Regions from separate parts of the Mus musculus genome. Here region 2 is linked to region 1. The links are chromatin loops, found by intact Hi-C in ENCODE. Cell type or tissue: heart. All regions are shown on one strand.

Region 1 (2,500 bases):
TCTTTTCTTTTTTGCTCTTCCTTTTTTCCTCCTCCTCTCCTTCTTTTTGGACAAGAGTCTTGCTTCATAGTCCTGGCCACCTTTGTCTGGAAACTCACTGTAAAGCTTAGGCTGGCTAGAAACTCTCCGGACTCTCCCTGCCTCAGCCTTTTTAGACTGCTGGAAACAAAATAGCTTGTCAGGTTTGAGCCCTTTTCTTCCATGTGGGGCTTTGCTTCATACTGAAAACCTGCCTTTAATATTTGATGTTTCTTGATTTTGTGACAGAGCAAATCTTTTAAGATCGTCTCACTTCTTTGCCTGACACTGACTCTGTAGGCTCTCATACTGTCTGTCTTTGGTAAGTTTCAAAAGTGCCCAGGTCTTCTCTATTGCTAGTTACTGGTTAGGTATAAGAATTGTGCGGACGTACTCAGTCCTGGGTACTTTGAAATGCTTACTATTGCGTTATGCATTATATTATTTTTAACGTCTACAATCCAGAGATGAACACGACACACACACACACCAGGGTGAAATGTAAAGAAACAGGATCCTGGCACTAAGATTGCATAGCCCATCATCTCAGCCTTTGTTTAAAGTGCAAAGGATGACCCATATAGGGAAATAATTTGGCTCCCGTCTTTGAATAATTTGAAAAGTCTTGTTTGGGGCAAATGAGAGTTCTACGCATACCACAAATTAAAGTAAAACCAAGAGCCAGCATATGTGGTAAAGTCCGATACTTTGGCCGATTTCCTTCTCTGTAAGACACAGAGAATAAAAGCACCAATTTCCAGGAGTTTGAAGGTTATTAAATGAGTTAACGCCACCGAATCGCGTAATAAATGCCCTGTCTACCACGCCGTAAGCCTTCCTTCGATAAATGTCAACTGCATTTTCACGCGGGACAGAAGCGAGAAAGGATAACACCGCCGGCCGGTCGGCAAGCCGGTGAATGCTCCGGGCTCGGCGAAATTAGATTCTCCGGGCCCCTGTAGAATTAAGTAGAAGGGAGCGATCCTAACAGGCGTTAAAATAAGGGGTGCCAGCGGTAGCTCGGGGCCCGCGGGACCACAGGGGTTAGCAAGGAGCCCGGGGGCGGGGCTCGGGGGCGGGTCCGCTGGCGCCCGGAGCAGAGGCCACGCCCCTCCCGGGAGGGCTGGCAGCTCCAGCCTGGGAGCAGTTCCGGTGCCAAACCCCTGCCCTCCCCCGCTCCCCCGGAAGTGCTTGTCTAGGGTTCGGGCTGGAGAGAGGCCTTGTAGACACAGGCGCCGAGGCTCCGAGCAGGGGGTCAGGTCGCGGGGAGAGTGAGGAGCTCCGCGGCTGCCACCCCGCGCCCCTCGCAGCGCCTTCGCGCCGACGGTGAGTAGCCGGGGACGCCGAGCGGGGCCTGCGCTGGGCGAGCGAGCCTCGGACCCGGCTGTCCGCTGCAGGTTCAGCCGTCGGGGATCCGGGGAAGGGGTTCGTCGGCCGCCGCGGAGCGCGCGCGGCCCGCGGGCCGGGAAGGGGCGCGATGCGGGGCCGCGGAGTGGGCGGGGCGCAGCCGGAGCGGGGTTCCCGGAGCCGCGGCCGCCCGCAGAGGGGGGACTCCGTAGCGGGGCCCGGCCGTCGGCGCTGCGACCCCCTCTCTGCATCGGGCAAGTGGGCTCGGTGCCTCCGCTGTGGGGTCTGTGCACTCGGACGCTGGGGACCGGGACAGCCAGACTGCACTGGACATCAGTGTCCAACTTTCGTCGCCTCTTGGATCTGTCCCCTCTTCCCGTCTCAGTAATTATCCTGTGTCCCAGGGGTGTAGTCAGTCCGAGGGTGGGGCGCTCCCTGTGTGGATGCTGGCGATCTCTTGCGGGGCTTGCGTCGGGGTCGCCGGAGGTTCGATTTGGACTCGGCTCGAAACTTAACTGGGTCTGGATGCCTGCGTAGGGTCGGTCAGTGAGGCAGTACCATTCCTCGAAGGGTCTTTGCTCCCTTGCAAACTGAAACTGTTGGGAGTTACTTCTTAAAAACAAAGATTTGAGGAGATTCGTAGATTCAGAGGAGTTTCCCCGTGTTCTTGCTGACGTTAAAAAAAAAAAAAAAACCATGCTATTCTGTAATCAGCCTTCCGAATTCCTGCGCTCATCCGAAGTCACAGTTGTTAAGACTTCAGTCGGGACCTTGCACAAGTTGACTGCAAAAGGCTGGAGAATTGTATCCTTTTTTTTCACCCCAGTTTGTTTACTTTCATACTTGGAACTGTCATTTCTTGAGCTAATTATATATATGTGTATATATGTGTGTATATACACACACACACACACATATACACACACACATATATATACACACACATATGTATGTATATTATATGTATATATATATATATATATATATATATATATATATATATAATTTCCCTCAGTTTCTCCTCGGAGGTTCTTCGTGTAGTCCAGTTGTGGGAACGCGGGGTGGGGGTGTTCCCACAGCGGGACAGAGGTGTTTGTTGATTTAAGCATATGAAGTGTTTAACTCCAATAAACTG
Region 2 (2,500 bases), 89 kb after region 1:
CAGGACTTAATGAACATTGCAGGAACGACATTGTCCTCAAAGCTCCTTACTCACCACAAGGACCACTTTACTAAACTGGCCGTGGAAGCGGTTCTCAGACTGAAAGGCTCTGGCAACCTGGAGGCGATTCATGTCATCAAGAAACTAGGTGGGAGTCTGGCAGACTCCTATCTAGATGAAGGTATGTGTGTATGCCGGAACGTACCCATTGATCTCCACCCTGACACTACTGAGGCAGAGAGCTTGTCTTTAAGGACCACTTGGCTGCTTGGGCCATTGTAACAATTTGTCCTGTTGCGGTCTGTGTGCTTCATCTTCAACACCGCTGAGCATTGTTTGCTTTCTAGATTTCAAACAGGAAGTCTCTGCTAATAACAGAAATTACAGCTTTACCAAAAGCTGTTCCCAAATGCTTTTTCAGGATTATATGTGTTTTCCCTAAGTCAAATTAGCAGGTTGTTGTAGATAAAGGAATTTTTGTCTGATATTTTATTGGCATTTGTGTAAAATTTTAGACTTGTTCTCTTAAGTGTTTTGGCAACATATGTGCACTACATGCATAAGTGGTGCCCATGGAGGTCAGAAGAAGGAACCAGAACCCTTGGCACTGTAGTCAAGATGGCTGTGAAGCCACCATTTGGTGGAACGTACCCATTGATCTCCACCCTGACACTACAGAGGCAGAGAGCTTGTCTTTAAGGACCACTTCAGGAAGAGCAGCAAGTAGAATCTCTTCAGGCCTTGTTGTTTTTTAAGGTAGTCTTGTGTAGCTAGCGAGTGTGTGTGTGCGTGTGCATGCGTGTGCGTGCTCGCACGCAGCCAAGGATGCCCTTAGTCTTCTGTCCCTTCTGCTGCTCTCCCAGGCTGTGATTATGCAGTACTGGGGGATCCATCTCGGGCTTTGTGAATGCTAAGTAATTATCTTTTAACTGAGCCACATTGTTAGCCCCAGGAACATTTTCTTTTGCGTGTCCAAGGTTATTTTAATCATGTGCATGTTTGGTCTGTGTATGGGTATGTGCATGCCAGTGGCCAGAAGTAGCAGCTCCACTCTGGTGGTTACAGGCTGGTGCGAGCCCCCAGTGAGAGTGCTGGGAGCCAGACTCAGGTCTCTGCAGTAGTAAGCACTCTTAACATCTGAGCCATCTCTCCAGCTTTTTTTTTGTTGTCGTTTTGAGAAAAAAATATTTCCAAAGTTATGTGATTAATGTATGAGTACATTGTAGCTGTACATATGGTTGTGAGCCTTCATGTGGTTGTTGGGTATTGAATTTAGGACCACTGGTCACTCTGGTCAGCCCTGCTCGCTCAGGCCCAAAGATTTATTTATTATTATATCTAAGTACACTGTAGCTGTCTTCAGCTGCACCAGAAGAGGGCGATCTCATTATGGGTGGTTGTGAGCCACCATGTGGTTGCTGGGATTTGAACTTAGGACCTTCAGAGGAGCAGTCAGTTCCCTTAACTACTGAGCCATCTCTCCAGCCCATCTTAAAGGGTTTTAAAAAGAATCAAGTTGTGCTTTGTAAGCTTGTGTCTACAGTGATTTGGAATCCTGGCTTTTATGTGTGTCCTGTGCCATTTACTTACGGAGTTGTGAAAATATTTTGGTTCCGTTGATCTGCAAGGTCTCTCTAATGTTTCTAGTGGTCTGCCAAGTAGGGCAGCCTTGTAACAGAGGCTCATACTGCTGTGTGTGTGCGCTCTATGCCAGGAATTGTAGTGGAACCTCGATCCTGTAGCTGTTCTAATCATCTGCTAAGTGATGGCAAGCTGAATAGAGCAGAAAGCCCAAGGTAGGGTTACTGAGCCAAACGTTTGTCATGTGTCTTAAGCCAGTGCAGATGTCAGTACCAGGTCATGTGATGGCAGCAGATCAGCACGGCTAGAAATGGCATCTCTCCTTGAGTTGTGCATGATTTATATGTGAGCATCTGGTCGACCCCAGCCATAGCCTAAGGGCAAGAGCAGGATTGGGAGCAGGTTTATGTAGTTGTGTTGTTTTTGTGTTGTCCAAGGTGGTTCCATTTTCCTAGCTGTCTTGTTTATTTTAGTGAGGCTGGGTCTCTGTTATGTTGCCCTGGTGGTCCTGAAACTTGCTGTGTAGAACAGGTGACCCTGTCTCTGATTTCCAGTTCTCACTGCTAGTTTTGCTGGTTTTAAGCTAGTAAAAGTGAACTTAAATGTGTTTACATTGTGAGCTGTAGCCTCTGATCTGGTGTGTGTGTGTGTGTGTGTGTGTGGGTGTGTGTGGGTGTGTGTGTGTGAGTGTGTGTGTGTGGGTGGGTGTGTGTGGGTGGGTGTGTGTGGGTGTGTGGGTGTGGGTGTGTGTGTGGGTGTGTGTGTGTGGGTGTGTGTGTGGGTGTGGGTGTGTGTGTGTGTGTAACAAAAGTTTCAGGGTGATGTGGTTTGTGTCTGTACTGATGCTGTAGCGTTGCCTGTGTGTATTCTCTTTTTTAGTTGTTTCTTTGCTTTATTAAGTTTATGGGTCCTTTGCTAT

Evidence for each region. A loop is a pair of places that touch in the nucleus more often than their neighbours do. Peaks named below come from ENCODE experiments on the same cell type or tissue, not always from the same donor. Only the 100,000 strongest peaks of a DNase experiment are listed, where the experiment ranks them.
Region 2: a loop joins it to region 1, with 4 times the contacts of the local background. A loop is called at or near these places in 11 of 42 quality-filtered maps.

Annotation. Positions count from the first base shown.
Region 1 is chr10:117,147,236-117,149,735 of GRCm38, reverse strand. It overlaps Frs2 (fibroblast growth factor receptor substrate 2), which reads left to right and starts at 1,262. Exons shown (of 10, transcript NM_177798.3): 1 at 1,262-1,344. In heart, no CTCF peak of the experiment used is centred here; DNase peaks (open chromatin) are centred at 1,165 and 1,695; H3K4me3 peaks cover 2,500 bases; H3K27ac peaks cover 2,239 bases.
Region 2 is chr10:117,058,329-117,060,828 of GRCm38, reverse strand. Cct2 (chaperonin containing Tcp1, subunit 2 (beta)) reads left to right here. Exons shown (of 16, transcript NM_007636.3): 7 at 1-181. Among named protein-coding and RNA genes, the nearest start is that of Cct2, 4.3 kb to the left of the region's middle. In heart, a CTCF peak has its summit at 1,363 (motif pointing right); no DNase peak of the experiment used is centred here.